Regions from separate parts of the Homo sapiens genome. Here region 2 is linked to region 1. The links are chromatin contacts, found by Hi-C in ENCODE. All regions are on one chromosome and are shown on one strand. The core of a region is the stretch at or near the end of the contact, and the rest is flanking DNA. Distances in the headings are between cores, read along the strand shown. Region 1 overlaps GATA6 (GATA binding protein 6). Region 2 has its middle 140 kb from the start of CABLES1.

Region 1 (2,969 bases), core at 206-2,705:
GTCTTTTTCTTCAAGTAATGGAATTTTTTTTTGATTTACTGTGCACTATGGTTGGTCACAAAATTATAGTTCCTGTGAAAGAGCTGAAAGGAACATTTGTGAAGGACTTATGCTGTGCTTATACTGTTAAGTTGCTCAGAGGAAAGTATGAAGGCGAGCTCTGATGCAAGAGCCTGCTGGGGCTGGAGCAGAAAATTAGTGCTTCATTTTTAACTTGAATATGCCACAGAGCTTCTAGAGGACTCGAGAGCCAAACAGTGGTGGATTGGTCTTCGATTTTCTCATAGTGATCTTGCTTTGAGGAAGTTTTTCCCTTTCCTAATACTCACTCACTTATAAGATAGTGAACATAGGGAGGCAGGAAATTAGTTTCTATCAGGTACCTTTTATGTGCCAGGTGTTTTAGATACATTTTATTTTTTACTCCTCCTTCTAAGTGAGATGCAGAAGGTAAAGAACAGTTCCAAGGTCACGTGTCAAATTGAGACGCGTGGTTTCACGTTGGCCGCAGGTCTGGCTGATGCGGTCAGTGTTGTTGCCACTACAGCGTGTTAGATTAATATGCGATATTAGTTCATTTCTTTGAAATCTTCAGAGAGAAGAAAGAATGTTTTCTTAAAGAAATTGGACTAGTTTGATTAATAATTTTAGCATCACATATCCTCCCACTGAAACAGGTGGGAAAACTGTGAGAAGTTATTTGCTCTTGACCAAGAATGTATTTAAGACAGTTAATGCAAATTTTCTTATCAATGTTATACTTAGAAATCAAATGTGTAATGGTACTAAGAATATGGCAGTTGGGTAACATTAAGTTAAAAAAAAAGTAGTAAAAATTACTTTTGTTGACATACCTAATGTGGTTATAACAAGGTTCTTTTAAGAGAAACACAAGATTGCCATACTGAAATCCTTCTAATGCTGCGATTTAAATCCATACACAAACAAATGCTGTTTTGGAACTTTTCAGAATGTTAAAATTGTCTTCAATGAATGTTTATGAAGAAATTACTGAAAAAGCATTTCTTAATAGTGAAGTGCCTGTTTTTTTTTTCAGTCTATCGTCCAAAACACTCTTTTCTAAATGAGTAGCAAAGGGGTTAAAAAATCATTAATCTCCCAAAGGGTCTGTGAGAGAGTTATGTGGTTAGGTATTATTATTGCCTCATTTATAAACCAAGATCCGGAGTGACTCCTTAAGGTCACAAAACAAGCCAGTATTGAAGCCGGGACTGGAACCGACGTCTCCTGCCTCCCAGTCCAGGGCTGTTACCACTCCCAGGGAGTTGACCAATCATCACAGTTATTAATATCCCACTTGCCACATGCTACAAGCCATGAACATAAATATTTTGTTGGCATTTTATCTTCATGCTCCCTATGTGCCAGGCTCCCTTTCTTTCTATGTTCACAGCCCCTTCTAATAACTCACGTTCTTGTCTGACCACATTGGCCTTTGCGTGAAAGTCACACGTCACCCCGGCAGGGAATGTTCAAGCATGCGGATTTGCATACTTTCATTCTGATCTCAAGGCTTTTTCTAGACTTCCTTTTTTTTTTTTTTTAAATCTCGTGTGTGTGTGTGTGTGTGTGTGTGTGTGTGTGTGTGTGTGACAGGGAGGATGGTAAGAAGTAGTTTAAAAATGCATTGTGTGCTACATCAATATCCAATGGCTTTGTACATTAGGAAACAGTAAAGCTTTAAATAGTTTGTAACATATGTCCACATAATTTATCACAGAATTGTGGTTTATTTAATAAGTGACTCATTATCACTATCTGATAGCCAGAATACTGGATAAAGAATAAGTGTGGGCAGAAGTTATTCACCATTTCTTATAGCCTCATCCCAGAATACAGCTCTTCTTTGCAAATTACAGATTCTTTGCAGTTTTCTCCCACCCGCCCCCCCAACGCCTCTATAAGAATATACAAAATTGTCAGAAAACATGAAATAATGTTACGGGAAAACATGGCCAAATTTAAGAAATCTGGCTTAGATTGCTCTGAAAGGTTATTGCTAAATGAATCTTCGAAGAAAACGAATTCCTTTACTGGAACAAAAGTAATTTATTATGCATTTCATGGGTGTCTGCCAGAAGAGTTACTAGCAGTATGAAGATCCAGTGGATATGAATTAAGTACAATCTGTTAGTTCTGTTCATGTTTAGACCTACCTGTTAATTTTCTCTGAAATTTTAATAATTTAAAAAAGCATCTCCATAGACAGGTGTTGGCAATGTGACAATTCACCACTCAGCTACCCATCACATCAGGCTTTTTTAAAGGCCCAGTACTCAGAATTTGTGAGACTGAGCACAAAGACATTATTTTATTGACCTCATATTTTAAGAATGATTTGGACAAATACATAACTAGGCATTGATTCTAATGTCCTGTTGGGGTCTTACGAGTAAACGGTTCCAAGTCAACATCTGACGATGCTTAAATCATGATCCGACTTGATGGTGTGCTGCCTGTTTTGGTTGTTGGCCTGGCACGGTTTCACCAGAGCTGGGCCACATGCTGCAGAACCATATTTTTATTTTATTAAACACAAGTATTTTACATTTAAAGCTCTCATTAAATTTAGTTGCTTGATTCGTGGTGAAGCCTGAATATGGTCAAAAGTTTATTCTGGGGGTTCACGGATTAGCAGCTGGGAGGAAACAGATTCCAGCAGCCAGGCGCTAGCTCCAGCTCTGTCTGTGTGAGTATAGCAAGCTGCCAAGGTTCTGTAAAGCCTCTGTTTTCCTCCTTCTACTAAAGGGGAAAAGTAATTCCTACCATCTGGTCCTTAGGAGTATTGTGTAGAGTGAGTGGGAGATGCCTGGAGACCTCTTTGAAGTTTAAGAAGAATAGCACTACTTAAATACGGGTCTTGGAAGTTAATAGTAATCAGCTTTATTTGCGTGGCATTTTTTTTCATCCCAAGATATTAGAATAAGATCCTCACTTTCTTAATGGGG
Region 2 (2,969 bases), core at 132-2,631, 1.1 Mb after region 1:
CATGCACTCACACGGCCAGGCTGCCAACAGACCTTGGGCGCCTCCAGATTTTTCTGGCCCCAGAGGACTGCTCTGATTCCAGCTTACCTCAAGCCAGAGCCTCAGCTATTGAAGCAATAATTCTAGGTGCAGCCTTGGACCTGAAACTGGGCGGGCACCTAGAGGCTACTCAAGGACCATGAACCGTGCCCTCCGGGGGTTGGTGAGACAAACCCGAGGTGATCATTCACCCCACCAGCTTCCCCATCACCTGACCGGAGGCTGAAGGGGCTTCGCGAGAACAAGCTGAACTACAGAGGCAGAGCAGGTAAATGGAGCGGGACAGGTCCTCACAGCCTCTTCAGGAGCTGGGTCAGAAAGAGTGCTGTGCTGTGCTGTGCTGTGCTGTGCTGTGCTGTGCTGTGCTGTGCTGTGCTGTGCTGTGCTTTGTTTGGGGACTTGACGTGGAAGGACACCTGTACCCCAAAGCCAAGGTCATGTAGCCCAACTCTTATAGGGGGTCAAAGGAAGTGGGATGGGGTGTTCTAGAAGGTGTAGCTCTCCCATCCCTGGTGGGCTGCTTTTCAGATGTCTAAAAACAATGCTAGGTAAGAATAAAGGGCTGAGAGACCCAAGAACAGATGTCGTGTGACTCCACTGATGTGAGGTTTCTGGAATAGGCAAATTCATACACACAGGTGGTAGAATGGTGGTGACCAGGGACAGCGAAGGAAGGAACGGGGAGTTAGTGTTCAGTGGGCTGGGGTTTCTGTTACGGATGATGAAAAGATTCCAGAAATGGATGGTGGTGATGGCTGCACAACACTGTGAACATATTTCATACCACTGAACTGTGCACTTAAAAATGGGGAAAAGGGCACCTTTTTTTTTTCTGAGATGGAGTCTCACTCTGTCGCCCAGCCTGGAGTGCAGTGGCGCAATCTCGGCTCACTGCAAGCTCCGCCTCCCGGGTTCACGCCATTCTCCTGCCTCAGCCTCCCGAGTAGCTGGGACTACAGGCACCCACCAAAACGTCCGGCTAATTTTTTTGTACTTTTAGTACAGATGGGGTTTCACCGTGTTAGCCAGGATGGTCTCGATCTTCTGACCTCGTGATCCACCCGCCTTGGCCTCCCAAAGTGCTGGGATTACAGGCTTGAGCCACCGCGCCCAGCCAGAAAAGGGCACATTTTATGTTATGTGTATTTTACCAGAATTTTGTTTTTTTTTTTTTTAGAAAAAGGAAGAAAGGACTGAGGGACCTAGAGAGGCTGTGTGGGAGAACAATAGGCCCAAGGCAGAGTGGGGCCCCAGCCTGGGGAGGAGGACATTCAAGCAGAGACTGCTGCCACCAGTGTTGTGGTGCTGGTATTTCATAGTTCTTCAGGCCTGCTATTCATAGCTCAGTCCCACCCATATGCACTTGAAGTTATTTGGAATCTAGGACTTAATTATTTTCCAGCTGGCACATACCGCCAAGTCAACCCCGGCGCTAGCCAGTCCCTGCCCGCCTATCCTCCCTGCCTCTCCTTGCTGCCTGGTTACTGAGGGAGGGACCCGCAGAGCCAGCTGCAATCCCATTCCCCTGCCTCCCCTTGCCAGGAGTGGTAGCCAAAGAGACAGGGCTGTCCCTCACTCATGCTACAGGAGCCACACGACATGCACTCTGCAGGACTCATGGAGCTCAGGGCAAGGAGATCTTCAAAAAGTCCTGCTCTGCTCCTCTTACCTTTTCTTCTCCTCTCTACCTGTCATCTAGTGCCATGATAATGCTGCAAATCGAACCACCTCAAATCTTACTGGTTTAAACTAATAGCCATTTCTTTTTTCTCATGAGTCTAGATTTTGCTGGGCAGCTCAGCTGGTCTCACCCAGGCTCACTTGTGTGTCTGCAGTCAGCTGAAGGCTGGCTGGTCTAGGATGGTAATACAGTTTGGCTGTGTCCCCACCCAAATCTCATCTTGAATTGTACTGGCATAATTCCCACATGTTGGGGGAGGGACCCAGTGGGAGATAATTGAATCATGGGGGCGGTTTCACCCATACTGTTCTTGTGGTAGTGAATAAGTCTCATGAGATCTGATGGTATTATCAGAGGTTTCTGCTTTTACATCTTCCTCATTCTGTCTTTGCCTGCTGCCATCTATGTAAGATGGGACTTGCTCCTCTTTGCCTTCTACCATGATTGTGAGGCTTCTCCAGCCATGTGGAACTGTAAGTCCAATTAAACCTCTTTTGTAAATTTCCCAGTCTTGGGTATGTCTTTATCAGCAGCATGAAAACAGACTAATACAGATGGCCTTGGCTGGGAGGACTTAGCTCTGCTCCACATGGTCTCTCAAGCTTCAGCAGGCTAGTCTGGGCTTGTTCTCATGGTGGAAGCTGCCAAAGAAAAACTGCACCAGACAGAGTTAAACAGGCAAGGGAAACTTTATTCAAGACTACTGCAATAGGAGAGAGAGATTAAACTCAACTCTGGATACCACAGAGGTAACTAGGGATTTCTAGCCAACAGGCAGGGTGAAGGAGTCAATTTATCAAGAGGAACTTGTTAGGCATCAAGACTGGGGGTGATTTTTGCTAAACTGGCCTGGCAGAATTCTTGCTAAACTAGGTTGAGCAGGCCAAGGACAAGGCCTTGGGGCTCCGAGGAGGAGGGCTCAGAGGAGTCTGTCTAAAGTTGGATCAAAGATGGAGTCCTCATCAAAGCAGAAGTCCAATAGAACATGTGGAATATACAACACTTCTTAAGGTCTAGACTCCAAAACGGGCAGTACCACTTCTACTGTGTTTATTGGCCAAAGCAAGTCAGGAGGCTAGCCCAAGTCCAAGCAGTGGGGGAATGGCTTCATCACATTGCAAATGGCATGGGCACAGGGAAGGGAGGAAAAATGGGTCTATCTTTCCAATCAATTGATTTCCTACTCTCTTCTTGGGAAGACCCTCTTCCACTGATCAAAACCACTGGGCAGAATGTAGAGCCCCACATA

The links. Hi-C counts contacts between places; a loop is a spot of excess contacts on that map.
Region 2: a map of vagina shows a loop between it and region 1 (6-fold over the local background). The contact joins two enhancer-like sites. A Hi-C loop is called at or near these places in 1 of 168 maps with a recorded cell type or tissue (vagina).

The regions. Positions count from the first base shown.
Region 1 is chr18:22,189,461-22,192,429 of GRCh38, forward strand. All of the region lies in intron 6 of GATA6 (GATA binding protein 6), which reads left to right. Among named protein-coding and RNA genes, the nearest start is that of GATA6, 21 kb to the left of the region's middle. Within about 2 kb of position 1,456, at least 16 of the 41 ENCODE cell types and tissues checked have a DNase peak (open chromatin) inside an H3K27ac peak, as active enhancers do.
Region 2 is chr18:23,275,233-23,278,201 of GRCh38, forward strand. It overlaps a transcript of SLC35D4 not described here. Among named protein-coding and RNA genes, the nearest start is that of CABLES1, 140 kb to the left of the region's middle. Within about 2 kb of position 1,382, at least 2 of the 41 ENCODE cell types and tissues checked have a DNase peak (open chromatin) inside an H3K27ac peak, as active enhancers do.